Regions from separate parts of the Homo sapiens genome. Here region 2 is linked to region 1. A link is an interaction called in ENCODE POLR2A ChIA-PET data of the cell type or tissue named here. Cell type or tissue: A673. All regions are shown on one strand. Each heading gives the region's core, and the rest is flanking DNA. Links, peaks and the distances in the headings are about the cores only. Region 1 has its middle 3.7 kb from the start of PTPRS-AS1. Region 2 has its middle 28 kb from the start of TINCR.

Region 1 (4,386 bases), core at 114-4,113:
ACAGGACAGGGCAGGGAAGGGCTGTCAGCAGAAGGCTCAGCCCAAGCGAAGGTTAGGATGCCGAGCTTGTCAGAGGGGGTTTGAGGAGGAACCGGTGTCGGCCTGGGCCCGGCCCACCTGGAGCCCTCGGCGCAGTGAACATCAGCTGTGCTGGTCACGTTGCCTCCATCATTCTGTGCATCTGTGCAGCGTGGCCATGTGCCAGCCAAGAGGACCCAGAGTGTAGCAAGAACAATTAGCCCATGACGGATGGCGCCTCGGTCCACCTTACTTTTGGCAAGGCTAATTGTTGAAGTAAAGCTTCCACCGGGGTCACTCGCTACTGCACTGGGCGGTGTTTCCCAAACCCCGTCTCCAGGAAACTGACATGGACCTGGGAGTTGTGGGAGGGGGTCCCCTGAGCTGGTTTGCTCTCAGCACTGGGGTCTCTGCAGAGTCTCCCAGGAAACCACCTGGGCTTGGCTTGGGTGTTTGTTGCTGGGAAGGTTTATCATGTATAAGACCACAGACCTCAGTCCATCCCCTCCCTCCCTCCCTCCCTCCTTTCCTTCCTTCCTCCCTCCCTCCCTTCTTCCCTCCCTCCCTCCCTCCCTTCTTCCCTTCCTTCCTTCCTTCCTACCTCCCTCCCTCCTTTCCTTCCTTCCTTTCTTTCTTTTTTTTTTTTCTTCAGGGTGTTGCTCTGTTGCCCAGGCTGTAATGCAGTGGTTCCATCTCAGCTCACTGGAGCTTCAACCTCCTGGGTTCAAGCAATTTTCCACCTCAGCCTCCCGCGTAGCTGCAACCACAGGCATGCACTGTCACAAGCAGCTAGCTTTTTACATTTTTAGTTGAGATATGGTCTTGCTATGTGTTGCCCAGGCTGGTCTTGAACTCCTGGGCTCAAATGATCCACCCGCCTTCGTCTCCCAAAGTATTGGGATTACGATGTGAGCCACTGTGCCCAGCTTCCTGTCCTTAAAAAAAAAAAAAAAAGGCCAGGTGCGGTGGCTCACTCCTGTAATCCCAGCACTTTAGTAGGCCGAGGCAGGTGGATCACGAGGTCAGGAGATCGAGACCATCCTGGCTAACACGGTGAAACCCCGTGTCTACTAAAAATACAAAAAATTAGCAGGGCGAGGTGGTGCACGCCTGTAGTCCCAGCTACTCGTGAGGCTGAGGCAGAAGAATGGCATGAACCTGAGAGGCGGATTTTGCAGTGAGCCGAGATCATGCCACTGCACTCCAGACTGGGGGAGAGAGCGAGACTCTGTCTCAAAAAAAAAAAAAACTTTTAATTTTGAAATGATTATAGATTCATGGGCAGTTGCAAAGGTAGTACAGACAGGATACTGTACACGCTTCACTCAGCTTCCCCCGATGGTTACATTTTATTACATGATCAAAACCAGGAAATTGATATGGATACAATGTATTCAGTTCTTTTTTTTTTTTTTTCTTTTTTGCTCGTTCTGTCACCCAGGCTGGAGTGTAGTGGCGTGATCTCCACTCACTGCAACCTCTGCCTCCCTGGTTCAAGTGATTCTCCTGCCCCAGCCTCCCAAGTAGCTGGGATTACAGGTGGGCGCCACCATGCCTGGCTAATTTTTGTATTTTTAGTAAAGACGGGGTTTCACCATGTTGGCCAGGATGGTCTCAATCTCTTGACCTCCTGATCCACCCGCCTCAGCCTCCCAAAGTGCAATGTATCTATTTCTATGTAATTGTATCACATGTATATATATATTTTTAAGAGAGACAGGGTCTTGGGGCCGGGCGCGGTGGCTCACGCCTGTAATTCCAGCACTTTGGGAGGCTGAGGCGGGCAGATCACAAGGTCAGGAGATTGAGACCATCCTGGCTAACATGGTGAAACCCCGTCTCTACTAAAAATACAAAAAATTAGCCGGGTGTGGTGGCGGGCACCTGTAGTCCCAGCTACTCGGGAGGCTGAGGCAGGAGAATGGCATGAACCCAGGAGGCGGAGCTGGCAGTGAGCCGAGATCGCGCCACTGCAGTCCAGCCTGGGCGAAGGAGCAAGACTCCGTCTCAAAAAAAAAAAAAAAAAAAAAAAAAAGAAAGACAGGGTGTCACTGTGTCACCCAGGCTGTAGTGCAGTGGTGTGATCATAGCTCACTGTAGCATTCAACTCCTGGGGTCAAGCAATCCTCCCACCTCAGTATCCTGAGTAGCTGGGACTACAGGCATGCACCACCGTGCCTTGCTGATTTTTTTAATAGAGAGGGGGTTTTGCTATGTTGCGCAATCTGATCCCAAATTCCTGGCCTCAATTGATCCTCCTGCCTCAGCCTCCCAAAGTGCTAGCATTACAGGTGCATACCACCACACTAGGCTTATTTTAAAATTTGTCTGTAGAGATGGGGTTTTGCTATGTTGCCCAGTCTGATCCCAGATTCCTAGCCTCAAGTGATCCTCCTGCCTCAGCTTCCCAAAGTGCTAGGATTACAGGTGTGCACCACCACACTAGGCTAATTTTTAAATTTGTCTGTAGAGATGGGGTTTTGCTATGTTGCCCAGGCTGGCCTCCAACTACTGGCCCCAAGTAATCCTCCTGCCTCAGCCTCCCAAGGCACTGGGATTACAGGCGTGAGCCACCATGCTCGGCTATCACACATAAATTCTTGTAACTAACCACAGATGAGATACAGAACTATTCGGTCCCCACAAAGATCTCTCTAAAGCTACTCCCTGGGAGTGACCCCCACCCCATTCCTAACCCTAGGCAACCCCTAATCTCTTCTCCAGTCTACAACTTTATTATTTCAAGAATATTATAGGACGGGTGTGGTGGCTCACACCCATAATCCCAGCACTTTGGGAGGCTGAGGCGGGTGGATCACTTGAGCCCCGGAGTTCAAGACCAGCCTGGCCAACACGGTGAAACCGCCTCTGTACTAAAAATATAAAAATTAGCCAGGCTTGGTGGTGGGCGCTTGTAATCCCAGCTACTGGGGAGGCTGAGGCAGGAGAATCTCTTGAACCCAGGAGGCAGAGGTTGCAGTGAGTCAAGATCGTGCCACTGCACTCCAGCCTGGGTGACAGAGCAAAATTCCATCTCAAAAAAAAAAAGGAAAGAAAAGAAAAGAAAATTATATATATATGTGATTAATGGAATCCAAACCTATGTTGCATTTTGAAATTGCCTTTTTTTTTCTGTGAACATTAGGCCCTTAGGAGCAGCCAGGGGGTATGTGGGGGTATCAGCAGTTCCTTCCTTTTTAGCCCTGCGTCGTATTCCGTGGTGTGGATGGACCACAGTTTGTTCAACGATCCACCTGTTGAAGGGTACCTGGGTGGAGTCCAGGTTTTGTCTGTTGGGAATAAAGCTGCTATGAACATTTGTAGACAGGTTTTTGCATAGACATACGTTCCCATTTTTCTAGGATGAATGCCAGGAGTGCAATTACTGGACGATGTGGAAAGTGTTTCGGGTTTTAAGAGTTTTCCCAGAGTGGCTATACCATGTTACATCCCCACCAGCAAAGGATGAGGGATCCAGTTTCCCTGTACTTAGAACGTCTTTTATCCCCATTCAGGCTCATCCTGGAAGCCACACATCCCAGCGTTTGCAGAGGCTCCTGGGTTTCACGGAGAGGTCTGGGAAGGGGAGAAAAATGCGAGCTTGTGGTTCTATTCTAGGAAATCGCCACAGGCTTCACTCTGGAGTTGGAAATCTCGCCTGTGGAGCTCAGAGCCTTCATAAGCTTGTGGGATCCAAGATGCCTCACGACTGCCAGACAGAGAATCCACACAGATCGGGCGCCAGAATTTGAAGCAACAGTCAGGCTCCAGCAGGATTTTATCTTAAAAAACAAAATAGGCAATTGGCTGGGCGCAGTGGCTCACACCTGGAATCCCAGCACTTTGGGAGGTCGAGGCAGGAGGATTGCTTGAGCTTGGGAGTTCAAGACCAGCCTGAGTGACATGGCAAATCCATGTCTCTACAAAAAATACAGAAAAATGAGCCGGGTGTGGTGGCGAGTGCCTGTAATCCCAGCTACTTGGAAGGCTGAGGCAGGAGGATCGCTTGAACCCAGGTGGTGGAGGTTGCAGTGAACCAAGATTGCTCCACTGCACTCCAGCCTGGGCAACAGAGTGAGGACCTGTCTCAAAAACAAAACAAAACAAAACAAAAACAAAAACAATTGCTTTACTTTATCTTATTGTCACTTCCATTTCATTTACCATTGCAACTGTGTGCAAATGCTTAGAATGAACAAAGAAATTATGAAGTGCCAGGGGGAAATATTGCCATATTTTTCTTCCCCCAAATTGCACGCTAGAACAATCCCACACCCTTCCCTGCCACTTTGATTTTGCACCACCAATAGTCATGGGGGACACTTTTACAAGAAGAAAAAAATAAAAATAAAAATAAGAAGGCCAGGC
Region 2 (4,386 bases), core at 310-4,309, 360 kb after region 1:
AGCTGGGCCCACAGGCATGCACCACCACACCCAACTAATTTTTGTATTTTTTGTAGAGACGAGGTTTCACCTTGTTACCTAGGCTGATCTCAAACTCCTGGGCTCAAGTGATCCACCCGCCTCAGCCTCCCAAAGTGCTGGGATTATAGAGGTGAGCTACCACCCCCGGCCTAAATTTTTATTTTTATTTTTATTTTTGTAGAGGCAGAGTCTTGCTTTGTTGCCCAGGCTGGGTCTTGAACTCCTGGCCTCAGGCAATCCTCCTGCCTCGGCCTCCCAGAGTGCTGGGATCACAGGTGTGGGCCACAGCACCCAGCCTGCCCTAAGCTTTCTATGCATTCACTTGATTAATTAAATCCAGAGGCATGTTACAGGTTATGCATTCACAGATGAAGCCATTGCTGCCAGGAGGTTAACTGGCTCTCCGGATATGGAGGCAAGGAAGGGACCCAGGCTTACTGGATGGGGACGCAGAGGGTGAGAGGCTTCCCTCCTCCAGGGTGCAGGTAGGGACACTGAGGCAGAGACGAGGGTAGCAAGTTGCCCAATGCTGAGAGCCCTGGAGTTGGGCTCTCTCTCGCCCACCGAGGAAAGCTATTATAGAGGGGTCGTGGGCGGGTGGCGCGGGGCAGCCCGCCAACAACTGACACCAGGGGCTATTTCAGGAAGTGTCACTCAGTCAGTTGGGACAGGCTGAGGCCCAAGGAGGGAGGACAGGAAGAACAAAGCCCTGACCTGGGCCAGGACAGGGAGGTGGAGGCAGGAAGGCAGAGTGCATGAGACTGCAGCCATGTGACCTACGGCATGTCTGCTTTGCCGCTCCGGGCCTCAATTTCCCCATCTATAGAGATGAGGTCTTGCTATGTTGCCCAGGCTGTTCTCAAATTCATGGGCTGAAGCAATCCTCCTGCCTCAGCCTCTCAAGTAGCTGGGACCACACGCACACATCACCATACCAAGTTAATTTTTAATTTTTTGTGGGCACAGGGTCTCACAGCATAGCAAGACTCTATCTCTACAAAAGAAATGAAATGGGAGAAGGGGATTTAAAAAATTAAGTTACATTTTAAAACTGACCAGGAGCAATGGCTCATGTCTGTAATCCCAGCACTTTGCGAGGCTGAGGCAAGAGAATCACTTGAGGCCAGGAGTTCGAGACCAGCCTGGGCAACATAACAAGCAAAAGTTATTTATTTATATTTTTTATTTTTTCATTTTTTATTTTTTGAGATGGAGTCTCACACTCTTGCCCAGGCTGGAGTACAGCAGTATGACCTCGGCTCACTGCAACCTCTGCCTCCCAGTTTCAAGCGATTCTCCTGCCTCAGCCTCCCAAATAGCTGGGATTACAGGCACAAGCCACCGCATCCAGCTAATTTTTGTATTTTTGTAGAGACGGGGTTTCACCATGTTGGCCAGGCTGGTCTCAAACTCTTGACCTCAAGTGATTCGCCCACCTCAGCCTCCCAAAGTGCTGGGATTACAGGCACGAGCCACCACGCCCGGCCAAAATTTTTAATTTTTTAGATACAAAAAGTTTAAAAATTAACTGAGCATGGTCATCCCAGCTACTCAGGAGGCTGAGGTGGAAGGATCCCTTGAACCCAGGACTTCGAAGCTACAGTGAACTATGATTGTGCCACTGCACTCCAGCCTGGGCAACAGAGCGAGACCCTGTCTAAAAATAAATAAATAAATAAATAAAATACAGCAAGCCACGTGCTAAAAACAGTGCCAAGTGTCACGTGATGCTACTTTTCAGCTATTATGATTCACCGATCGCATCTGCCACGGGACATCAGGCCTCGGTGGGCTCACAGGGAAGGTGGCGGAAGAGCTGGCCTCATCCCAGGTCTGAGGGTCGACCCTGAACCACGAGAGAGAGGGAGAGAGAAAAAGGAGTCCCAAGGCTGGCACACAGCTGTCCTGAGCTGGCTTCCCCACTCCCGCTTCCCACCACCCTGCCTGGCCGGTGCCTGCATTTTCACCCTTAGGGCTGCCTCCATGGCACCTGCACCAGCCCCTGGGAGGAGATGCTGGAGCTGCCCAGAGCTGGGGGCCCGAGTGGAACACAAGCCCCCATCCTCCACTCTTCCCCAGTCACCCTGGCAGCGGGGAGGGGAGGGGAAGGGAGGGGAGGCCAAGGTTACAGAGCCCCTCCCCCTGCCTGGCTATAATTAGCCCCGAGATGAATTAAACATGAGGCTGGGCTTGTCTGCAGCAGCGGAGGCAGCAGCTTCGTCCCTGACACTATAATTGTTCCCGGGCAGCAGGCAGAGGACAGGGCTGATGTGTGAGGCTGGGGGAGGTGGGGACACACTCACTGGGCACGGCTGTGGGAACACAGCTGTGTGGGGCCTGTGGACGTCTTTGGCAGGTACACGCGTGTGCCCGCATGCACATGTGTGTGGTCCTCAGGACTCTCCAGGCACGAGGGGGAAGGGGTGGTCCTTGGGCCTGGAGAAGGCTCAAGGCTCAGGAACCCCGGGATGAAGGTAGCAGCCCCACAAGGGGCATGGAGGGGGCACTCTCCAGCCCCATCTCCAGCAGCCCTGCGGTGGGGGTGGGCGGCCACCATTAAAGCTGCCAACAGCCAGCACGGTGGTTCACGCCTGTAATCCCAGTACTTTGGGAGGCTGAGGAGGGAGGATCACTTGAGGCCAGGAGTTCAGGAACAGCCTGGGTAACATAGCAAGACCCCATTTCTACAAGAAGTTTAAACATTAACTGGGTGTGGTGGCACGCACCTGTAATCCCAGCTACTTAGGAGGCTAAGGCAGGAGGAACACTTGACCCTGAAAGGTGGAGGCTGCAGTGAGCCAAGATCATGCCACTGCCTGGGAGACAGAGTGAGACCCTGTCTAAAAAAAAAAAAAAACTGCCACCATCAGGATTCACACCTTCGTGGGAAGCCACCATTCCAACCTCCCGTCACGAAGTCCCAGACTCCCTCATCCACAGCGCTATCGGGCACTCGGGCACCGTAGCTGTGGTTCCAGCATTCCGGCCGCCACCAGCCACTGTCATGCTGATGGGAACCCATCAGTCCAGTCTGCAGTGAACATGCCTGTCTGGTTCTGTCTCTCCCAGGCTGGGAGCCCCCTCAGGGCTGGGTCTCTGGACCCCGCATGGCCCAGCTCAGGTGGGATTCCCATAATGGGGGAACACTTCTGGGGTCTTTGGAGTTTGGGGAGGTGGAGAGGCTGTGGATGAGGGAAGCATCCTTTAGGTCTAGAAACATCTGCAAATTGATGGACATCCTTGGGCCTCCTGGTCATCATCTTCCCACTCCAAAAACTATTATCCATCCATTTTATAAGGGAGGGAAACTGAGGCTGGGAGAGAGCCAGTGACCTGCCCAAGTGGCACAACGAGGAAGGCACAGAGCCTGGAGGTCTTAGTGGCTCCATTAAGACCATTAGCAGGGCCGGGTGCCGTGGCTCACGCCTGTAATCCCAGCACTTTGGGAGGCTGAGGTAGGTGGATCACAAGGTCAGGAGATTGAGACCATCCTGGCTAACACGGTGAAAACCCGTCTCTACTAAAAAATTTTTTTAAAAATTAGCCGGGCGTGGTGGCAGGTGCCTGTAGTCCCAGCTACTCAGGAGGCTGAGGCAGGAGAATGGCGTGAACCCAGGAGGCGGAGCTTGCAGTGAGCGGATATCGCACCACTGCACTCCAGCCTGGGGGACAGAGTGAGACTCCATCTTAAAAAAAAAAAAAAAAAAAAAAAAAAACACCATTATCAGGCTGGGTGCGGTGGATCACGCCTGTAATCCCAACACTTTGGGAGGCTGAGAAGGGAGGATCACTTGAGGCCAGGAGTTCAAGACCAGCCTGGGCAACATAGTGGGACCCTGTCTGTACAAAAAAATTAAAAAATTAGCTGAGCATGGGGGTGCATGGGTGTGGTCCCAGCTACTCGGGAGGCTGAGGCAGGAGGATCACTTGAGCCCACAAAGGTAGAGGCTGCAGTGAGCTATGATTGTACCACTGCACTCCAGCCCGGGCCAAAGACTGAGACCCTGCCTCAAAAAAAGAAAAAAGAAAAAAAAGACCACTATTAGTCACTCACACCTTCACGAATATGGCCAACTCCCTAGGAGAGAACCCTGGATTGGATTCCAGCTGGGTTCAAAACCCAGGCTGGAAGCATTATGAGGTCTTGGGCTTTTGGATGGGGTGAGAGAGAGAGGAGGGTGACCTCAGGCCTGCTCCTCTCCTCTCTGGGCCTCAGTCTTCCCATCCAGGAGATGGGACAATGGCGACTGGAGACAGTCTTGTTGGGGGCAGGGAAGACGGTGTCAGGATCTCATTCCGGGACGCCCGCCACCTGGCCCTGTACCAGTGAAATTCATTTCCCGGACCCTGGCCCAAGAAATGGTG

What was found. Peaks named below come from ENCODE experiments on the same cell type or tissue, not always from the same donor. Only the 100,000 strongest peaks of a DNase experiment are listed, where the experiment ranks them.
Region 2: POLR2A ChIA-PET joins it to region 1 with 6 read pairs; 2 of 35 experiments call an interaction of 5 or more read pairs at or near these places.

Annotation. Positions count from the first base shown.
Region 1 is chr19:5,179,289-5,183,674 of GRCh38, forward strand. No RefSeq gene overlaps it. Among named protein-coding and RNA genes, the nearest start is that of PTPRS-AS1, 3.7 kb to the left of the region's middle. In A673, for the core only: no CTCF peak of the experiment used is centred there; no DNase peak of the experiment used is centred there.
Region 2 is chr19:5,537,413-5,541,798 of GRCh38, forward strand. No RefSeq gene overlaps it. Among named protein-coding and RNA genes, the nearest start is that of TINCR, 28 kb to the right of the region's middle. RefSeq lists an enhancer at 1-399. In A673, for the core only: no CTCF peak of the experiment used is centred there; a DNase peak (open chromatin) is centred at 2,189.